Regions from separate parts of the Homo sapiens genome. Here region 2 is linked to region 1. Evidence: chromatin loops called from intact Hi-C (ENCODE). Cell type or tissue: B cell. All regions are shown on one strand. Links, peaks and the distances in the headings refer to the core of each region. The heading gives the core; the rest is flanking DNA. Region 1 has its middle 150 kb from the start of LINC00938. Region 2 has its middle 59 kb from the start of LINC00938.

Region 1 (11,842 bases), core at 1,166-9,165:
AACAAGTGTTCTCAGCATTCCTGTTCCTTTGCCAGTTTCTCTGTCTTGGTTGCTGGCATCACTACATACCCAACTGCCTAAGTCACTTGGATCTTTAGCATCTAGCACAGTATGTGGCATATGGGAGATGTGCACTAAATGTTATAAATATGTGAATGACTTCTCACCTTCTCCATCTTCCTCAGCCCCCTCAAATAAGCAAACGTGTGCATTAATTTTCTTGACAAAGGTTTATTGAGTACTGATGGGCCAGGTACATGAAGCTCGTGGAAATACAGCAGTGCACAAAAGCAGACAAAAATCCCTGACCTCGTGGAGTTTAAATTCTAGTGAGAGGAGACAGATAATAGACCAAATAGATTAATATATATCAAATTTTAAATAATGATGGGAACCATTGGGAAAAAAATGAGTAAGTAAAGGGATAGGGAGTGTGTTGGGTGCAGTGTCCGATTTTAAATAGGAGGTCGGGGAAGGCTCCGGTGAGAAAGTGACATTTGACTAACAACTGGGAGAGACGAGTAGATGAGCCACGTAGAAACTGGGAACTGGAGGAGAAGCATGTTTGGCAGTGAGAACAGCAGGTATGAAGGGCCTGAGGCAGAAGCATACTTATCACGTTCAAGAAGTGGAAAGAGGGCCAGTGTTGCTGTAGTGGAGTGAGCAAAGGGAGAAGGAGGTGAGGAGAGGGGACAGGGAATATTACATAGGGACACGTAGGCACTTTTAATGTCTCTTGTTTTTACTTGAAGATGGAAAGGTGCTGGAGAATTGAATGGAGTGACCTGATCTAACTCACGCGTGAAACAGAATGTCTCTGTTGTTTTGAGAATAGATGGGGGTGGGAGGTGGGGCACTATGGAGAATTAGGTGGAAGCAGAGAAGGCAGTTGGGAGACTTGGGAGAAATGGTGGATGCTCAAACAAGATGGTAGCAGGTAAGATGGTGAGAAGTGGAGTTATTCTGAGCTTACTGTGATGGTAAAGTCAACAGGATATTGACTGATAGATTGAATGTGGGATGTGAGAGAGAGAGAAGAAATGGATGACTCCAAGGAGTCTAGATGACTCAAATGAGGGTGACTGCAGGGGGAGGAGATCAAGAATTTTGGTTTGAACACGTTAAGTGAGCAAGCCCTTTAGAGATCCAAGTGAACATGATGAGTGGGCTGTTGGGTAGACAAATATGGAGTTCAGGCTAGAGAAGTGGGCTGAACCTTTTAATGTGATCAGTATGTAGTGTGTACATAAAGCCATGATACTGAACTCTTTGGAGTCATAAGAAAGACCAGAGGCCCAAAGGATTGAGCCCTGGGACTTCCAGTGTTCAGTGTTGTGGAAATGAGGAGAAATAAACAAAGGAGACTTAGAAGGAATATCCAATGAAGTAGGAGAAAGTGTGATCTCCTGGAAGCCAAGTGAAGAAAATGTTCCAAGGGAAAAGAGTGATCAGCTGTGTGAGATGATGCTATCAGGTCAAGAAAGGTGAAGACAGACATGGTTCACAAGGCATAGCAATATGAAGGTCACTAGTAATCCTGTTAAGAGCGGCTTTGGTGGTTGATAGAGTGGGTTCAAGAGCAAATGGGAGAAGACATATTGGAAGTGGTGAGTGCAGACAATTCTTCACTTCCTCATTAGTGTTTTGCTCAGTGTTCACCCAGACTATTGCAATGGGGTTCCTACCTCAAATCTTGATAATGTCTTTGGCAGGGCACTCAGGCTTACAATTTGGCTTCAACAAACATTCACAGCCTCAGCTCCTAATAATCTCTATTCTTTACCTTGTTCCCAAATGAGATCCATTTATCTTAGTGCCAGGAGTTCTCTCAAGCTTTTGTAACATTATACATGCTCTTTCTCCAGCAAAAACATCCCAACCTTAGCCTTTTCAGCCCAATGAACATCTGGGCATCCTTTGAGATGCAGTTTAAGTATCACCTCGTCTGATAAATCTTCCCTGCCTCTCCTGGTTGACTGAGAAAGAGAAATTCCCTTCTCTTTGTTCCTGGACCACCTTATTTTTTATTATACTTTAGCACTTATCACACCATCATGCTCAACTTGGCCACACCTTAGTCACCAAAATTCTAAAAGACTTATCATGAAAGCTAGCATTAATTGAATGCTTATTATGCTTTGTGGTTAACCCTTTGTCTTCTTTAAATAGCTCTATGAAGTAGTTACCACAATTATCTTTCATCTTACGAATGAAAAACTGAGTCTTAGAGAAGTCAAGAAACCTGATGATAACCACACTAAGTTTGACATTCAAGATTCAAACCTACGTCTGTCTGATTTCAAAGCCCATGCTTGAATTAACTACACCAAACTGCTGCCCCTGAGATAGATACTAAAATGCCTGGGACTTTGCTCCACGTACTACTGTTCAAGTCTAAAGAATTTGTGATATAAAGTCAGCAGTCCATACTGGCATTGCCCAGTGGAACTTTCTTTGATGATGAAGATGTCCTATAAATCCACATTGTTCAATATGATAGCCAATAGCCACCTATGGTTATTGAGCACTTGAAATTTGCCTGGTACCACTAAGAAGCTGATATTTCATTTTATTTAATAGTAATCCACTTAAATGTAAATGGTTACATATGGGTAGTGGCTACTGTAGTGGACAGCACAGCTCTAGAAACTTAAGCAACTCTGGATAACCTATTACTTGTACCCTGTGAATACAAACTTAGGTGAATACAATCAACTCTGAGAGAGTAATGGAATATTTTTTATTCTCTTACTTTGCCTGTAAGAATACCCATGACCAAAACTACCATATTATGCAGAATGTAAGACACCGTCAATTTTCAGATGTATTATTATTTTATGTATTACTAAGAAAACATACCATCAGTTATAATTGTGAGATACCATTGTCAGACACACCCCAATTTCAGAGATTTTTAAATGTTGGGCAAAATGCATCTTAGAATCAATAAAAATGGTATTTTTTTTCAAGACATGAGGTCTTGCTCTGTTGTCTGGGCTGGAGTGCAGTGGCACAGTCATACCTCACTGTAGCCTCAAACTCCTGGGTGTAAGCAATGCTCCCATCTCAGCCTCCCAAGTAGCTGGGACTACAGGTCTAAATCACTGTGCTCCCAGTGGTATCTTAGTTATTTTGGTGATTTCCTGGAAATTTCTTGGATGATTTTCAAATGTCATTTTTTTATATTAATCTCAAGTATAATTTAGGTCACTATTATCATAGAAAGTTAAGACTGGACAGTATTATTTCCAATTTAGCTTAATTTTTATAGTCAAAATATCTGGCAGTAGGAATTGAAATAACAACCAAAAACATTGACAGATTGTTCTTAAAATCATCCAGAAATGATACACTCTATTAATATTATGGGTGGGACCTAGTGTGTGGGCATCTATTATTTTTTCATTTATTTCTCCACAACATGTTTTCATTTAGTTTTACTGTTTTCTGGTTCAGTACATCATACAGCTTGTCTAAGTGCTAGAATGTGTAATGTGACTAATATAGAATGCAATTAACCTCAGAACCAGTTGATGATGTGTTATTTTTCTTGTGATATTGTGGTATCATCATCATTAAAGTTACTTAAACCTTCATTTTTTAGTTCAAGACCATCTGAATGGAATCTTAGGTTTATCCAGTCTTGTTCTGTAACCTTTATCTAGGCCCTCTGTAATTCCACCTTCAACTTTGGAGACATCTTAAAAACCAAGGCACAAATCTGGCTTCTATCACTGGAACCATCTCCAGCTTTGAAGGACTTAAACCCAAATGGCATGTCTTTTAATATTTAGAGAATTAAGTCCTAATCCATCCTGTTTAATGCTTTTCACTGTATTACTTAAGATGCAAAGAAAATGTCCTCTCCTTTACCCAGCTGCAACAAATTAATAAGTAATTTCAATCAAATAAGATCATTTTTATCCTGAAATTCACTCTATATCCTCCAATGCTTTGGACTCGATAAAATTGATGAAATGTGTGTGAGCTTTAAAAAATACCTGAGGCTTTGAATTCAAGATGACCCGTGACATATGCGTTTTGGTGGCATTTTTAAACTCCTGGGCAACAAAGGATTCTTATATCTAATAGATAATTAAGTTTTCAAACAGTGTAGTCTTTGGAAATGATTACTTAAATCCAAGAACAGGGTACAAGTGAGAGAAAGGTGCCACCCACCAGGCAAAATTAGAAACACTCTGAATATGAGTCATGGGGCCTTTAGAAACCATAATTCTAAGAGGGGAAACAAGACAAAACAAAACAACAACAGAGAGAGTTTGGAATCCTTTATTATAAAGGCAAAGAGCCAGTTATCCAACCACTCTTGCAGAAGGAGTGGGAGAAACTGAACCAAAGCCCAGAAGTCTATAATACCTCTCCACATACACACCCACATTTATTTATTTATTTTTTTAAAAGTTAAGTGCTGTTAATAGTATCAGTTGTCAACATTACCTTGCACCTGATTGGAGTTTTGAAATTCTCAGTGGTGCCAGTCCCTGTAAATGACATTAACAATCCACCGGCAGCCTATTTTACTCCCTCAATGAAAGAGGAGATGCATGGCATATGTTAAGTAACCCCCTGTTTTATTCCATAATTAACAGAATCACAGTAAGTATCACTTCTGAGTACCTCAAGAAGAAAGGCAATTTTGAAGCAATTTTTTCCCTGGTACCTTTTTCCGTTTTCGTTTCAAGCAGTACTGTATTATACCTTACCTTTTCTTTCTAACATATTAAGTGCTAATTATACCCCGTGGGTACACCTTGGCTGCTGTGTTAAACACATCTAGAGTTGTTTTCTTATTACCATGAAAAAAAATTTGACATGAAAGACAACCTGTGGAGGCACAAGGGGACATTGGAATAAACCTCTGTAATTTAAAGGGCCAAGCAATTCAAGGATGCTGAAGGATAGGATTGTGCTCAGAAAGAGATGCAGTAAGGTCTCTATTGTGTGGGTTTGTTTAAATGAAGAAGTGAAATGAATATTATGTAAATCAAAATGCCCCTGGAAGTGAGTGTGTGTGTGTGTGTGTGTGTGTGTGTGTGTGTGTGTGTGTGTGTGTAGGAGAGGTGGGTTCTGTGCTTTCTTGATCTACACCTCTCTGGTATTTGCTGAATATACTGCCTGATTATTTGACACCTAACACATATTCCACTGTTAGTACTTCTGCAGTATGATTTTCAGTGAATTCACTCAGGAAATAGACTACTCAGCATTTTTCTATAACCCAACTAAAGTGTAATCTCAGACCATTCAGCCCCTTGACCTGGGTGGCCTTTGGGGCGTTGCTGTGTTGGCTGCTGTTGAGTTTCTTGGTTTTGGCATTGTCAGCCATCCATGCGGGCATCCAGGCTGAAGTCCTTATTCCCATGGATGCACTCTCTGCTGCAGCTCTCAAACCACATCTGCACTGCTCTTGGGCATCTGAGACGCATTCTCCGTCTGTCTTGGGCACCCCTGTTTAGACAACTTCCGCAGATGTTTCTTCTGCTCTCCTTTCAGGCTGCCATAGAAAAATCCTGAGTTCCACCTGGGAAAGGGGTACACAGGGCCCTCATTCATGGAGTCTCAGAGCCTGTCTCGTGCTCATGTCATGGCCATGTGCCTCAACTCCTCCCTCCTGTATCTGGGCAAGTAGAAGAAGGTAAAGCACCTCCAGGCCCACAGCTCAAGGCCTCTTTGTTTGGAATAGAATTGTCCTGACTTCCCTATAACACCCCTCTCCATTGTTGCCTCCAAACAGCCCCCTCACCCCCAGCCTGACTTTTACATTATTATGTATTCTCCACATCTTTTGTCCTCTGCCCTGAGTTTACTGGGTTTAGGTTTATACAATTTAAAAAACAAAGCATCTGAAAATCAAAAGCCTTGGATTTTGGCTGAATCTTCTCATCCCCAAGGGGATAAATGCTGTGAGAAAAATAGCAAAAGGAGTACTAGGAAATGAAGTGGGTCAGTAGGAGGGGGAATCACAATAAAATCCCCAAACACTGTTTCATCACATTTTTCTTTAAAAAGTCATACCCTTCATTTCTCTATACAGAGTTAGATTCATTGAAAGCAAAAATCAACATACTGTAGCCTGACACACGCTTGTTTGTGGAGAGGAAGCGCTTTCTTTGTCTCAGTAGTTCTGGGCAGGCTGAACTGTCTGCTCCTCCGCTCATACATAGTAACTTCCTTTTTCTCAGAACATAATTGCTAGTCCCCTTTGGTTCAAGTCTCTGCTCGGATCACATTCTCAGGGGTGTAAGGAAGTTCCTATGATGTAGGAACTCATTTCTGCCATTTTTCCTCTTCTCATCGGAGTCGACTCCACTAGAGCAACACAGCTTGCCTCTGGCTCACCTATCCTTGTTCAGACTAAGGATGCTACCTGGTGGAGGACATTAGGCAGAGAATAGCCATAGGCCATGGTTCACAAGTAGAGAGAATTCATCTATTAAAAGGCTGCGAGCATTGGAGATTGGGTTTCTTTTTCCTCTTTGCCCTGGAGCAGAGCAAGGCTGCAACCCTACTTAAAGTACATCTGCCCTAGACTCCCAAACCTTCCCACAAGCTTGAGTCCCGACATCTGGGGCTGGGAGTTGGAAGGGAAATAGGGTAAAAAGTGCTTAAGCAAGCCCATTTGAGTCTGGATCATTACCATTGCAGTTCTATGGGTAGCAAAACTGACATCTCAATCTTGACCAATTCCTGAGTCTGATTCTAAATTGGTTCCAAACTTGAGTTAAAAGGGGGATTTTATTTATTGTGTCCTCCAAAACCTCAGCACTGGACACTGCTAGCCAAGAAGAGGAAGTGGCACTGTGACAGATTAACATCTCTTGTAGATGATGCAGAAAGAGCTCTGAGCCTTACTGAGAACCCTCAGCCTCTAGGAGAATAGGGGCATTACTTGGAGATAAGTAATATCTACTCTATAAAAATGTCAGTCCCTATGATTAGAATAGAATTGGGAACTTGGGCTTATGAGTTAGGAGTACCTGTGTTTAAGTTTTAGGTTTGACATATCCTATTTGTGGGTTCTTTGACAAGTTACTTAAGTTCTTTGAATCTTAGTTATCTCACCTGTAAAACGAAAATAATATTATCTGTGTTAGAGGGCTATTGTCAGGATTAAATATGATAATACATGAAAAGTTCTTAGAACATGATAGCTCAATAAATATTAGCTTTTAATTTGTATTAGTGTCACAATTTAAGTAATTTTTTCCTAAGCATGTGTACCCCCTCAAAAAGACCAAAAGGGCCCGGGTGTGCTCTCTTACCTTGTCTAAAGCGCAGGGTAAGAGGAAGTATTCTGCCACAGAGAAAGCATGTTCTGGACTACCTCCCTAAGACTTCTAATACTTTTACCTCTGGGAATAAGGTCTCTGAGTGTAACTGAGTACTCCCATTTTTCTAGAGGTGGTTTAATTATTATTTTTCAAATCTCTCTCTCTCTTGTTTCCCTGACTCCCTATTTCCTACTTAAGCCTTCAGAACTGCAAATATAACCTTTCACCTCCCCTCACCAGACATTCCCTACAGCCTAAGTTCTTCTAACTAGGTGCTCCAAGACAGATCTTGCCTCCAGAATTGACAGTGGCTTTGCAGACCAAAGCAAACCCTCCAGGAACTTTCACCCTCCAGGGGTTGCTTGGAAACTCAAATCCACTAGGAGAGCATCTTGAAAGCATGCCCACTTAGCCACTTTTTGTTGTTGTTGTCGTTGTTTGAGATAGAGTTTCACTGTGTCGTGCTGGTTGGAGTGCAGTGGTGCGATCTTAGCTCACTGCAACCTCCGCCTTCTGGGCTCAAGCGATACTCGTGCGTCAGCCTTCCAAGTAGCTGGGATTACAGGCACCCACCACCACGTCCGGCTAATTTTTGTATTTTTAGTAGAGACGGGGTTTCATTGTGTTGCCCAGTCTGGTCTCGAACTCCTGAGCTCAGGTGATCTGCCCGCCTCAGCCTCCCAAACTACTAGGATTACGGGCATGAGCCACTGCACCTGGACAACTTAGCCACTTTTACAACATACTTCTGCCCAGGAAGGCACCAACTCAACTGCCTAGTAAACGACTGCCTGGTAGCAGGGGGACCCCTGCCCTTGCTCATTTCCTTCCTTATCTTATAAAAATGCCCACTTTCTGCTCCAAAGGTGAAGCGGCACATGTAAAGGCAGGATACTTTATGCCCCTTCCCCTAAGCTAGCTTTGGAATAAATTCACTTTTTTTGCATAAGACTCCATTCTTGTGAATTGAAGTGTACTGTTGTGTGGTGAGCAACTAGCCCACATTTCAGTTAACATGAGGACAATGTCAAATAGTTGAAATATATCTTCTTTGTTAATAGAAGAAGTTACTGGAGTTGAAATAGCCTCTACTGTGCTGTTCAACTTTTGATATATGTTATGCAAATAATGCTTCTATAACTTCCACATATATTTATCTCAAATGGAACTTTGAACAAATCTTTTAAGTGTTATCTAATTTGGCTGCCCTCTCAATTGGTGTGCCTAGACCTGTGTGTAGATATAAATGATTGAGAGTTGACTGTACTATTGGACTTGATCTATGTATTTGGAAACCTAAAATATCTAAACTTTTTGTAAAGTTTTACTTTTAGAAAAGTTTCTTTTACTAGCCTTTAGTGAAAAGTTACTGTTTGTATAATGTTGAAAAAGTGGCTCTCAACCAATAGGATGAAAGTGAGGGCAAAATTATTTATTTACTTAATTCATTACAAGTAAGATTTCTTTCTAGTCAATAGATAACTGACTGCAATTTATAATCTAATGCTGATGGAGAAAAAGTTAATGGAAATTTTAGTGAAAACAAAATGGTAAATAACAGTAATGGGTGTCTGAGGACCTAATGCTCCCCAGATTCTGCTTAACTCCTGAAATTTCTAAACCAGAGGATGGTTAGAGAATAGTAGTAAAACATAATTATGCCACATGAAGGGCATTTACCATTTGATTTCAGCCCAATGGGCTTTTCTTGAAACAACAAGAAAGGCTTACAGAGCACAAATTCAGGAATAAGCTGTATAGTAGAATAAATAAATGAGTTTCTAAGGTGGGAAACATAATTGGAAACTTAATAATGTTTTTAATTGGTCCTATAAAGACCATATGGGAGGCCTAGTTCCTGCCCTCTAGAAGTACTTTTGTCATTTGACAACTTTCCTTCATTTTTATTAAGCTCCAGGCTTCTGAAGCCTAGCAGAGTAATTTGCACAGAGCAGCCAGCAAGTGAATATTTGTTGCTTTGGTGGATCCAAGGACACTCTTGGGGAGGCTGATCTTTCGCTACTAGTGAAACATGAATGGTGTTTGAAGGGAGGTCAGACTTGACCTGCTGCTGTGCTGTTAGCTGTAATTTCACTTTTTACATGTTTAGTCAGTTAACACAGGGATTCACCATATATTTCAGATATCTCACTTGTTCCCAATTATTTTGGAGCCACACAACATTCCAAAGCAGCTTCCAAACAGTGCTGGAGAATTTGCTTCCATGGCTACCTTTAGGGTCAGTCAATGCCCAAAGAAGAGGATTAAGAATTTATTAAAAGTGTTGCCTACCTAGAATATGCTTGGTTAAATTTTACTAAGTATTTGTGGAAGGCTTTGCTTTTCTGTATCTGGGAGTCTCCTAGTTGGTCTTGACGATTCAATGGCAATATCCCCTTTCTGAATTTCTCCCAAACTCCACTCAAAGCAAATTTAGTGTCTCCTCCACAGTGACTCAGTAACACTCTGTAGCTCCTGATATATATGGTGTCATAATTACCTGCTTAGAGATTATCACATTGTTTTGAAATTATTTGTCATCTAACTTAAGCTCCTTGACATTCACCTTGACATTAGCAATTATTGGTCCTTGGTTTCACACCTGGCAAATAATCAGGAATCAATCAGACCCTTGAAGGTGCTCTGTAAAAATTAGTCAAATAAGTGAATGCCAATATAGACTCAAACCCGGTTGTTTGTAAAGATGCAGTACAACACTGTGTACATCTGATAAATAATTTACTGGAGCAAATGAATGGCTCCTAAGTTCAGTTTGGAAAACCACACCTATGTGACTTTTCTGGTTCTGCAGGCTGCAGGTGTTAATAAGCAAAAATTTCCTTAAGCTGTGGGTGGACCTGGAGTGTAAGTGAGGCAGACTTTCAGTGAGATGGAACCTAGTAAACTTTTTTCCACTCCAGAATGGGCATTTGAAATTAGCTACCTCTCAGTCCTGGAACTTAGGCTTATCTATGACTGACTCCAGCCATCATTTTGAACAGTTTATCATTCTAATTAGAGAATATATTTGATCACCTCTGCTCTGCATACACTTCTCTATTAAAAGCACTTACCAGGAAGTAAGTAATTTGTTTCTATGTCTGTGGCCAGACAAGACTGTGAAATATTTGAGGGTGAAGCTTCTGTCTTGTTTATTTCTATATTTCTATTTTCTGATGTGGTGCTTGGTATATAGTATATAATCAACAAATAGTTTTTGATGGAAATGAAGAAGGGCAAATAGATTGAGAATAACTCCCTTTCTTTGTCCACTAGCCCGAATTGTGTTTTCTATACTCACCTATTCTTTGTGGTTCTGTGTCTGGGTCACTTATCCAAAATCAGGCTTATAAAGCCAAACATTTAAAGTCATACACAAAAAACCATTTGGTATTTCGATAATTATTTTTGAGTGTTTAGTATGTGCCAGGTGTTTTGAATACAAATATGAGCAAGACATGGCTCTGAGCTCAATGAGCACATCATATTATTAAATAGCACATAATGGCAGTCATTAGTTAATGGTCATCACAAGCTAATGGTTTTACTCAGAATCCAGCTACCAATAAGCTCTTGGATGCCCTGAGAAATTACTGAGATGGAACAATATTTGTGTAAACCATGACTTAAGGGGAATAAAGTACCATAACATTTTCCCATACTGGAATTGTTTTACAGAAAAAGTGTCAAGTCCTAGAATTATGAATATCAAAATTTTCACCAACACATACCCTTTAGTAAACAAAAAGAAATAGGAAATGTATAGTTTTAGTGCAGCCCTCACTTCAAAAGAAGTAGTTTATTTTTTTGAATATCAAATGTCCCGTTGATAGGTCAGATGAAACAAATAAGGGTCTTTTGAGTTCTTTTTTTAAGAAAAACCCACAACATAATATGGGGAAAAGTTCATATTTAATAATTTTTTCACATACAGAGGATGTCTGGGAAGAATGCTGATAACATCATATTGTAGATTCACTTGTATTCTCAGCAGGGAGACCCTAATTGCCTTAATGATGGAAGACAGGAGAAGAATGTACCAGCCAGAATGTTGGTACCAGAACTGAGTAGCAATTTTCTCACTTACAATGTTAGTACACGGCAATCTGTATAGTGGAGTTACGTCTTACACAAGGGTTGAGTTCTAAAGGCAGAACATAAAATAAACCTTTTATTAATCTTATCTTTGGAAATCCCTTAGGGAAAAGCCTAATGTTGGAGGTGGAAGTGGCTATAGAGTGCATTAACTTGGTTAAATTAGGACTACATTTTCTAGAATTCCCTTCTATGTATGATTCTGGATTAGAATTAGATTCTGGGCACAAGAAAACTTTGCACACAGTTTGCAAGGCAGAGAGAAGTGGCAGCCATTATGCTTGTCAGGTTGGTTAAAGGCACTCAGAGCTACAGTGCTTGTGTGCATCGCTGATCTACTGCCTCACCTTGCTGGCTACAGGGCTGCAGCTGAGCCTAAGGCTTCTTCAGCTGTGGCCACATCTCCTCCTTTAGCTTCTCTAAATCTTGGACTACTGCATGTGTAGTTCCATGGT
Region 2 (11,842 bases), core at 1,696-9,695, 92 kb before region 1:
CAAACTATTTCCTTCTCTTCACCCTAGCCACCACTCCTCTACTTCATTACTTGCCTGATTCACGTAACTTCCTTGGATTTTAAAAACAGCCTTCTGTCTTTTGACTTTTTGCCTAAGCTGGGCCCCATCCCTCACACTCCCTATTTTCCATATAGCCACCAGAGGTACTTTTTGAAATATAAATATAATCATGTTACTTCATCGCTTAAAATTCTTCAGCGTTTACTCATTCCCTCGAATGTAAAACAAGGGAAAAAACGATCTGGCCCCAGCCCAACTCTCCAGCCTCGTGTACTTGGGTCATATTGAAGTACTTGTGGCTTCCTGACAAGCTGTGCCATTTAATGCCTTGTGCCTTTGCAATACTATTCCAGCTGCTTAAAATACTGTCCCCACCTTTTCTACCTGTTATCAGCTCAAGCATGACCTCATCTGTGAAGCATTCCTTGCTCTTCCCAAGTAGAATTCTCCAGTCGAATCTGTACATTTCTATCAGAGTACCTTTTACTCACTATTGTATATCTTTTCCTGTCTTCCATCCTTGTTAATCTTGGAGCTCTCTGTAAGAAGCAGATTTTATTCACCTCTCAATTTCTAGCATCTAGCATAAAGCCTTGTACACAGGCACATATTAACTGTTGAATACAAGAAAGATTTCTTGAGACTAAGTCAGAGGGAAGCAGAGAGATGAGGAGCTCTTAAAGGATTTCTGTGGTCATTGGAGGATGTGATAAATTATTGTTAAGGCAGATAATGTTCTGAACTTGAGTTTCATAATCCTTTGATTGTGGTCCATCACTAATTTGGAAAATAATAAAGAAGGCCTGTGCCCAAGTTAAGCACAGTATTCCCTGTGCCTAGTCCAGTATCTGGTATACAGTACATAGTTTTGAAATATGTACTGAAAGAATGATTGGATATACAAAGGGATGAAGAAGAGACCATAACATGTGGAGGTGGGGTTAAGTGGGAAAGAGGAGTAGAACTTGGATATTTTTGCAAGGAGCAGTGTCAAGAGCATAGGCATGGAATTGGGAACATAGCAGGTGAGAGCAACAAGGAAGAGAGTGGTTGAATATTCTAAAGAGGTATCACCTGAAGGATGTGAGGTGAAGATGGGAGATGTGTAAATAGAGGGACAGTCTTGGCAGGCACGAAGACTCAGTGAGATGTCTCCATGGTTCAGATGTGAACTGATCAAGCATAAACCAGGAGGGATATGGAATTAGAATGGAAAAGAGCTGTATGAGAGATGGAGGAAGGATTAGTGAGAGATGTCAGTGAGTGACTCCATACAGAAAACAGAGAAAGGAATGAAGAACGACTCCAAGATTTTGAAGCTCAGAGAAATGCCCAAATTAAGCAAGTCCAGAAAAGGAAGCTGGCTGAGCAAGAAAATGGAAGCATTTAGCTTTCCCAATAGCTTTATAAGATTGAGGCAGAGTTAGAAGGCATCGTTACCCTTTTAGAAACCAGGTTAAGACAAACACATTTTTCTGTAAACTCTTTAATCATTGTTTAGTGTGATCTGTAATTTAAATATCACCACAGTTTTCTTTGCTAATCTTTCCCCTAGCTGCAAAAGAAATATGTGATTAACAGAGAACTTGGAAAACATATGAAGCAACATTTAAAAAGTTATCAAAAAATCAGTCTATTATATAAGTGTAACAACCAAAGTCAAAATTTGGAGGTATGGCCAGGCATGTGGCTCATACCTGAAATCTCAGTACTTTGGCAGACCAAGGCAGGAGGATTGCTTGAGGCCAGGAGTTCAAGACCAGCCTGGGCAACATAGTGAGACCCTATCTCTACAAAAAATTTAAAAATTGGCCATGTGTGGTGGTGCATGCCTGTAATGCCAGCTATTCAGGAGGCTAAAGTGGGAGGATCACTTGAGCCCAGGAGTTTGAGGCTACAGTAAACTATGATCATGCCACTACACTTCAACTTGGGCCACAGAGTGAGACCTTGTCTCTAAAAAGAAAAAAAAAATTGGTGATGCATCCTTTAGGTAATTTTTGATGTATTAATACATATTGTATTATAAAACTTTTTTTTTTTGAAACAGAGTCGCTTTGTTGCCTAGGCTGGAGTGCAGTGGCACGATCTTGGCTCACTGAAACCTCTGGTTCCTGGGTTCAAGCGATTCTTTGGCCTCAGCCTCCCGAGTAACTGGCACTACAGGCACGAGCCACCATGCCTGGCTAGTTTTTGTATTTTTAGTTGACACAGGGTTTCACCATATTGGCCAGGCTGGTCTTGAACTCCTGACCTCGTGATCCACCTACCTTGGCCTCCCAAAGTGCTGGGATTACAGGCATGAGCCACCACACCTGGCCTTGAACTTGTTTTTTTATTGGTAATACCATTATTTCTTCACTGTCAGTATTCTTTGACTAGTTTTTTTAGAGTTGGTCTGAGTACTGTATACATAGGCAGGTACAGTGGCTCACGCCTGTAATCCCAGCATTTTGGAAGGCCAAGGCAGGTGGATCATTTGAGGTCAGGAGTTCAAAACAAGCCTGGCCAACATGGTGAAACCCCATCTCTACTAAAAATACAAAAATTAGCTGGGCATGGTGGTGGGTACCTGCAATCCCAGCTACTTGGGAGGCTGAGGCAGGAGAATCGCCTGAGCCTGGGAGGCGGAGGTTGCAGTGAGCAGAGATCACACCACTGCACTCCAGCCTGGGTGATAGAGGGAGACTCCGTCCCAAATAAATAATTAAATAAATACTGCATATCTAATATTTCCTTGTTCCAAAAAGATTTGAACAACACAGAGTACTTGTACAAAAGATCTTTCCATTCTAGTCTGTTAATTCTACCAAAACCATTCTTCTAAAGGAAGCCCTGTTTGCAGCTTGTATTTCTTTTCAGAACTTTTTCAATGCACAATTACATTCACATATATTTCATATCTGCAAACATATATTATCTATATACACTATATATATACCTATATATTGTTTGTGTATAGGTCTCAAATATGCCTATATATACTCATGTACCATATGATTATAGTGGCTATCAAGTATTCCATATTACGACTGTATTTTAACTTAGTTAACTGCAGAACATTTAGATTGTTTCCATTTTTGTGTTTAAAAAATGCAATAAATCAGTAACATCCTTGTCTTAATTCTGACCATTGGGAATTCTTCTAGTGTTTCATTGTTAAATATGTTAGTCCATATAAATATTACTTGTCATGACAAAGTGGACTTCTTCTATCTTCAGTTTACTGAGACATTTATTTCTTTAATTATGAATAGTTGCCAAATTCTAGCAAGTGCTTTTTGCCTTCTATTAAGATGATATTACTTTTTTGACCTCTTAGTGTGATGAATCTTATTAATGTGTTATTAAATAATCCTTTCTGTATGATTGAATTAACCCTTTTGGTAAATTATTCTTTTAATAATAAATTATTGAATTTCATTTGTTCGTATTTTATTTAGAACTTTGAATCGATATTCATTTGTTTATATTTTTAACTTGACCAGGAACTGGCTTCTAGATATTTAAAGGATGTGTCATTGCAAATGTAAGAGGGTTGAAAATAGACACACACCCAGCAGCCTAGGAATCTGGGATGTCTTCCACACAGCTCTCATAATAAGCAACTCCTTTAGTCCCTATTAAAAATAGGGAAGAGGACTTCCAGCCTCTCCTGTGCTAAGTGATTCCATGTTTTCTCTGGGCCTCTAATTTGGAGGGTAAGACTGGAGAGACAGTCTGATCAATGCGCCAGTACCCACCTCCATCCAATTCCATAGAGCCTAGAATCTTTCAGGGGGATGTGCTTATTCTCTCTTATCCTTCTTTATAGTTGACCAACTGGGAGCCAGCCATCTCAACAACTTTTTGAAGAGAAGCACGATGTAAAAAAACTAGAATTAAATCAAAACTGGAATTGATTTGGATATTTTGTATCCTTGGTAGCCTTTCAAACAGAAAAGATGATTCTTATTAGCAGTTTCTATTTAAAATTGGAATTACAGTAATGATATATTCATTTATAAAAAGTATAATGTTTGGCCGAGTGCAGTGGCTCACACCTGTACTCACGTCACTTTGGGAGGCTGAGGCAGGAGGATTGATTGCTTGAGCCCAGGTGTTTGTGACCAGCCTGGGTAACATAGTGACACCCTGTCTCTACAAAAAAATAAAAAATCATCTGGGCATGGTGGCACATGCCTGTGGTCCCAGCTACTTGGGAAGTTGAGCTGGGAGGATTGCTTGAGCCTGGGAGGTCGTGGCTGCAGTGAGCTGCAATTGCACTACTGCACTCCAGCCTCGGTGACCAAAAAAAAAAAAAAAAAAAATTTATGAAAAATAGTGATTTTTTTTTTTTAAAGACTACTTCTTCTTCCCTACCCCCAGGACTAGTAGAGCCAGAAGGGGGTTACTTTGGGAAATTACTATTTGCCACCAGCTAGAAAAAGCCTGTTCTGTGAATAAGACAAGTGGTTATGAAAGAGGATGTGGTTGGGGTAGATTCAGTTTGTGGCAATCATTTTGAAGCATTCTAAGAAAGGCTTTATCTGTTGGAATACAGAAAAGTGGTATTAATTTCTCCACCTCTAAGTGTAATCATGGCACTTCCCCTTACTAATTCATGTATCAGGTTTGTTGTGAGGATTATGTGAATTAATATACGTGAAATGCTTGGACTATTGCCAGGCACATAGTAAGCTCTCAATAAATGTTATTTTCTTATTATATTTATAGAATGTTAATTATTATGAAGGTGGGCAGCTTCTGATGTGACTGCCAATGATCCCAACTTCCTGGTATTCATATCCTTGTGTAATCCCCTCCAGTTGAGTGTGGGCTTAGTTACTTGCTCTTAATAAAAAGAGTATGACAAAAGTGGTGGAAATACTAATGTCTATTAACAGTAGACAGTGGCTTGTATTTTGCTGGACTCTATATCTTTCCCAGCTTTCACACTTTGCAAACTACCATGTTTGAGAGGCCCACCTGGCACAGAATTAGGGATGGTTTCTGTCCAACAGGCTGCAAGGAACTGAATTCTAACAATAACCATGTGAGTGAGCATGGAAGTGGATCCTTTCCCAGTCGAGCCTTGGAATGACTACAGCCCCACAGGACACATTGATTGCAGCTTGTGAAAGACTCTGAAGCAGAGTACCTAGCTAAATTGTGTCCAAATTCCTGACTCACAGAAACTGTGATTTTGTTCTTTTAAGCCACTAAATTTCGGGGCAATTTGTTATGCAACAAGAAATAATACATTTTTTTTGTTATCAGTATCATAATAATCATTATTATTAGCAATATAACATAGAGTTAAGAATATGACCTTATTCTAGAATCAAATGGCCTGAGTTTGAATCCCAGCTCTTCCACTTACTAGCTGTTTGACCTTATGTCAATTATTTTCCTCAACAGCAAGATGGAGCTAATAATAGTTGTGAAGAGTAAATGAATTAATACATGTAAAAACTCAGGCACTTAGTAGGTGCTGTATCTGCTGGATGCTGCTATTATTTAATGAAGTGGAAACCAGTACACAGACCCTGCTCCTGCTAGTATTAGCCATCAGCTCTGGTTTTCTGTTAAAATCTTTTGCAAACCAAGAATTCTTTCTAGTTTTAGTTTATAAATACATTCAGCCCAGTGCTGAGGTGAGAGGCAAACAGAAAGAATAATGGTTTCTACATTATTTTATGAAGAGAAACTGAAAGTCCTTTCAAGTAAACCTTCTTAAAGATAAGGAATTGGTTTCGTTCTCTGAAAGAGAAGTGAAATTTCATGCCATCTTGTCATCTACACTCAAATATTGCATATTACTTAGATGGATTACAGTAGACAGGGGGATAAGCCCTTAGTTTACATTCACAGTTCTTACATGGCAGGCTCAGAGTAACCATACTATTGAATGCTGAGTCAAACAGAAGCCACAGAAGTAATTAGGTTCTAGTAGTCCAAGAAAGAGCTGGGCAGAGGCAAGGTCTAAAGAAATAACTTCACTAGGTAAGAGATTAAAATTTGAGCCAGTGTAAGATCAGACAAAAGCAAGCTTGAAAACAAAGAGGTCATTTATGGAGGCAAAGATTAGGTGTCAAAAGACCTTTAAAGAACAAAAATAATACATCACATTTGTATAGCACTTCAGGGTTTACCACACGTTTTAACACACAGTATTTTATTAGCTCCTCACAACAACTGGGTAAGGCAGTGCTAATATGCTATTCTCATTTTGAAACAAGGCAATGGAAGATCAGTGGGGTTAAGTTACTTACTTGAGTTCACACAGCCACTAAGTGGGATTAGAGTCAAAACTTCTTTCTGATCTGTGTGATAGAATATTTGGTGTGATAAAGCCATTGGGTTATCTTTTTTCATCAGTTCCTGTGTCATCCAAGATAGGATTATTTAGGACTTAACATTCTTGACCAGGAATGTATACTCTGTGAGCAGGGCATGGCAGACACCTTGTAAGTGAGCTTGAATTTTGAGTTCCAAGTTCCAAGTAGGTTTATTTTATTCCAGTTAACAAACTTTGCTTCTCTCCATATTCCTGTTCAGTAGCTATTTTGTGAGACGTTCCAAACTCCCTGAAATCTTTTGATAAAAATTAAGTAAGAAAATGTTAAGTTCCATGGATATTCGAAAGTAATGACTCCCTATTTAAAAACTACCTTGCACTAACTACCTATGACATTTTCACAATATTTTATGGTATAAGTTTGGAGTTGATTTCAGTATAGAAACACCATTTAATATAATGCGGAAAATGGCCCTGGATTATGCTTTTTGCAAACCATACCCGTCATACAATATAGCAACATGAGGTTTTTTTTTTTTATCTAACCTTAAATTTATCCTTCATAAGCAAATAGTTTATATGTCAGTTTTTATCTTTCTTTGCCAAATACTATGTATCAGTAATCTTTATAAATTTTTACTAAATATAAACAATGTGCCTAGGACCCAGAGATGTCCTTAGGCACTGTAGTCTAGAAAAGGACATAAGTTATTATGTCCATGTTAGGGATTTTTTCCTCTCCTTCTAACACTCAATGCCTTCATTATGTAGCCAGTTGAGTGTTTCACGCTGAGGCACCCTTTCAAATGTGCCATTCTTTGGAATGGCCTTAGGATTCTAGATCTTCCTCTTACTCAGCTGGTCTACTGAGTGCCATATGGTATATTAGGTTCTCTGACGATATAGAGTCTTAGTAGGTAAAAATATATGCAAGCACATTCATTCATTCATTGCATAACTATTTACTGCCCCCATGGAGCTTTCATTCTGATGACAGAGACATTCAATAAACAAGATAATGCAGAAAAATGTGCATAGTGAGAAATGCTAAAGATTTTAAAAATCAGAAAAGGAGATTTAAAGGAGGGTTTTGAAATTTTGGTCGGGAAGACCTCACTAAGGTGAATTTTGAGTAAATAAGTGAGGAAAGAAGCTAAGTGACAAGATGAAAGTCATGCACAGCAAAGGTTTGTGGAAAGTACTTTAGAAACACACACAATGATGTTAATGGCAGCCAATACTCATATAATATATTTTATATTCCAGACAATGTTCAGAGCACTTCATATAGATTAATTGATTGATTTGGGGTGAGGGGATTGGGACAGGGGATAAGGGATGGCTGCACGGAGGTGAGACATTCAGGTTGGCCCTGAACAATGAGAATGAGTGTTGGGACTGGGGAGCTTCTGGATGCTGGGATGTGGTGAGAGAAGTAGGGAAACATGTATGCAAACAGCAGAGACAAAACACACTTGAAGTGACTGGGGAATGTGTCTGGGAGTCAAAGTCATTTTAAAAAATAACTGTCTTGATATTTTTCTAAGAGAAAAAAATCTGTTTTATTGAAGACAATAGCATAAAAGGACAGGGGAGGAGGTGTTTATATTTATAATTCACAAAGTAACATTTTAGGATCTAGGCTTTACCAGAGGAGGGGAGAAAAAAACTTCCACTCATCCCTGCTTACTCATCTCAGGGTAGGCCAGGATTCAAGAAATGACACAGTAGAAAAAAGCACTGTCTCATTCTCATTGAGATAGGAATAATACAGGGTGGTCACAGGAGAATAGAAAATTCCAGGCAGTAGTTTCACATGAGCAGCAAAAGGAAACTGTTGAAATACCTGCGTAAGCTAGGGGCTGATAAGACCCTGAAAAACCAGGGTGTGGGCCAAGCTGGCTATGACCGACTAGACCCTACATGGTGCTGGATTTGACCTAGGTTTCTCCTAGGACCTCATTATATGCTCATTAACATACAAATCACAAACCCGTCAGTGCCATGACAGTTCTGGAAACCCCCTGTTTGGTGTAAAAATGGATGGCACCATAGTTCCAAGAAATCTTCAACTTTTTCCAGGAATCTTCATAAATATACCACCCCTTGGTTAAAGAAGCCCTAAAGGGAGAAGCCCCAAACTCCCTTGTGTGACGCTTTCTTGAGTACGCCCACACTCCCCTTTCTTAAGTGTGGATTTTTCACTTTGTAATAAATCTCCATATTTTCACTATTTTCTGACTCATCCTTGAATTCCTTCTCTTGATGGTGTCAACAGCCTGGACACCAGCTGGGGTGGATATCCCACCAGTGTTTTCCATTCCTCCCCAGCCCACCAATATCATCATCATCCCTTTTTCCAATCAGGCAGATAAAATTGACTCACATCATTTAAGTGGCCACTTCTTTGCCTAAATATCAGGCCAACTTTGGAGGTGCTATGTGGTATAAACAAAACATCTGTCTTCTGGTTTTTGTGCCCATGTTGTTTTAATTTTCAATGTCCAAGATAATTTTTTTCATGCATCTTGAATTTTCTCATACAATTTTTCTCCAAGCTAGCAGGGAGGTGATTTGTGCCACATGATGAATAATATGCTAAGGAAATTCTCCCTATCTTCACACTTCTTTGAAAACACCCAGTACAAAAGACAATGATAATTTGAATATCTTAATGCCATTACATTAGCAAGGAAATTACTTCAGCATGAAGCCGTCACAATTTTTATTGCAAATATCAATGAATGGAAAGAGATTTTACCCTTGAGATTAAGAGCCTGTTAAAGGACAACAGATTGTTCTCCTGAAGTTATTTACTGAGCTGCCTAAACCCTTGCAGTATCTTAACTTAACAAATACTTTTAACTATTAAAAAAAAAAAAACCCCTTTCTTCTGGATATTCATATTTTTTTTAAGTATAAATGCTTCTGAGAATTTGTTCAAATCACACAACCATTAATCTATTATTGGCTATAGTAGAAAAAAAAGGCAGGGTCAGTGACATAAGTAGATGACTTTTTGGAATGAAAATAAAGAGTTTGACCTTATGTCTCAGTTTATGAATATGCTAATAACCATTAACTTGCTCTGTTTTTTTTTTTTTTTTTGGATTTTTGTTCTGGCAGCTCTTTAAGAACTTGGTAATGACAATTTTTCAGGTGACTTTCTCGCAAAAGCAGGGTGCAGTTGTAATAATATTTCAGTAATAGAAACAGTAGGCAAGCAGAGGAAGGAGGAGGCATGGAGGAAGTCACTTCAAAATTTGTCTGTGTCTATATGTTTATTTTTTAATTAAGACAAAGGTATAAAATGACTTGTGCAGCATGTTGTTTACGTTTTCATTATATAAATAATTAAAACGTTTAAAAAGATTAAAATATTAGCCTTGAGTTATTATAAACAGCAAGTGTCAACACTGCATACATACACTTAACTAAAATTAAATTATGGAATTCTCTAACCAGAGTGAATAAGTTATTAAAATTAAGCCAGTGGAAGCAATCTACACCAAATAAGCTATAATTTGATACTGAAATGAATAGTACATCTTCCACAGGGCTCCACATTCAGCCTCCTTCTCCTCATTCTCTTCTCTATTTCCTGGGCACCTGCTACTATCATCCATGAAATGATCATTGCCAAATCTCATCCCATTCTCTGACTCCTATCATGAGTTGCAGACTTACTTTTTCAATTATTGTATCCTTTCTTTTAGATTGGGGTACCTAAAGGCAACATATCCTCAAACATTCTCCTCTTCTTTCCCTTCCCAATTTTTGGTTAATGGCACCATAGTTCACCTAGGTGCTCAAACTGGGAAACTGTGAGTCACCATGGCAACCCCTTTCCACCAAGTCTCCACATCCGGGTGGTAACTGTCTTTTTCTGTCTATTCTACCTTTTTAGTAGCCCCTGAATTTATCTCTTCTCTATTTTTACTGCCACTGCCACATTCAAGCCCTCATCATTTCTCACATGAATTCTAACTGATGCCTATATTTTCTCGCCCTTCCAACTTCTTAGCTATACTTTGGCTAAAGTGCCCTTTCTAAAGTGCAAATCTGACCATGTCTTTCTCTCTCACATTTGTCATCCCAAGTCTTGTCATCATTTACAAGAAAAAGCTAAAATGTTTTAGTTCAGTCTGGCCTTCATTCCAGCCTTATCTGTCACTCCTCTACAGCATCTTGTGTTTTCAGCCATGTTAGAGGAGTCATGATCCTTCCAACGATCCTCTCTGTCTTTATATATTATGTTCTGGAATGCTTTTCCTCTGTTCTTCATTCAGAAAGCTTCTGGGCTTACTTTAAGATTCAATTCAAATGTAGCTTCCTTTAGGAGGCTTCTTTGAGCTCCGAATGCAGTTAAGCACACTCTTTTCTGTGCTTCCATAGTGCCCTGTTTGTGTTTGTAACATGCCATATACCTCACATTGCTCTAATTCTTAGTTTATGTAGTTCTCTCCCTAAAACTTGTTTTCTGGAAGACCAAAAAGCACTCTACTCATCTTTACATCCCTGGTGCCTAGGATATAGCCAACAAATCTATAGAGCCACACTATACACCATGTGTTATGGGAGGTGCCGGGTTACAAAGATAAATAATACCGCTAGCACAGGGCTTGGTATATGCTATGGTATATATGCTATGGATGGTATAACCTATCCATGCTCAAATCTACACATCTATCCTTTCATCTATCCATTCCATCAATACTTGTTGAGTGCCCACTAAGAGCCAACACTGTATTCTCTAATGATGAGCAAAATAATGTGATCTCTGCTCTCGCGAAGCTTATAATCTACTAAGATAAAGAGATGTTAAAAGAGTAAGCACGTAAATAAATTATTGCAAACTATGAAAAGCCTATGAAGGGCAAGAACAGAATATTATAAAAGGGAACATGATATAGGGAACCTTTGTAGATTGTGTGTTTGGTAAATCAGTGAATGAAATAAAACAAAGTTGTAAATGGTTGTTCCGGAGGAAGCATGTTCCTTTGTCTCTAGCACATAAGAGGCCAGCTGTTTCCAGGAACTAAATGTTCATAGCTGGCTGAGGCTTCTGAGAGATGGAGACTACTTTCTTTAGGGCCAAGTCCCTCTTTCACAGAACTGGTAAAAACACAGCTGTGGCCAAAAGAAGAAAGAAGAAGCGTGTCTTGTGGCTCCTTTCCCTGAGGTTTGAGTCAATAAAGAGTACAATAGGATCAGAGGGGATTTTCCCAGAAAGGTAGGAAACTACTAAGAACTGAGGCTATTAGTTGGTCTACAATAGGATTTCTTTACTTTAGGACTCTATTCTTTCCCTTTATCTTTACTTATTTTACTGAAGACATACTCTGTCGACTAGTTCAGCATCCTGGCTTTATGTAACTTTTTCTTGCTGCTAAGTGTTTGCTATTTGATTTTTTTCTATTTCTTTTTCATTTTCCTTCTACCTATTAAATCTTTTATCTTTCTGTTTTAAGCTTGCTTTACTTCACCATGAGTCCTTGTTTCTAGACTTTAAGAATTTAAATTCTGTTTTATGCTCTTATA

Evidence for each region. Hi-C counts contacts between places; a loop is a spot of excess contacts. Peaks named below come from ENCODE experiments on the same cell type or tissue, not always from the same donor. Only the 100,000 strongest peaks of a DNase experiment are listed, where the experiment ranks them.
Region 2: a loop joins it to region 1, with 2.7 times the contacts of the local background. A loop is called at or near these places in 2 of 110 quality-filtered maps.

What each region holds. Positions count from the first base shown.
Region 1 is chr12:45,570,561-45,582,402 of GRCh38, reverse strand. No RefSeq gene overlaps it. Among named protein-coding and RNA genes, the nearest start is that of LINC00938, 150 kb to the left of the region's middle. In B cell, for the core only: no CTCF peak of the experiment used is centred there; DNase peaks (open chromatin) are centred at 5,032, 6,192 and 6,722; H3K4me3 peaks cover 735 bases; H3K27ac peaks cover 1,188 bases.
Region 2 is chr12:45,663,214-45,675,055 of GRCh38, reverse strand. No RefSeq gene overlaps it. Among named protein-coding and RNA genes, the nearest start is that of LINC00938, 59 kb to the left of the region's middle. In B cell, for the core only: no CTCF peak of the experiment used is centred there; DNase peaks (open chromatin) are centred at 4,485 and 5,805; H3K4me3 peaks cover 817 bases; H3K27ac peaks cover 1,535 bases.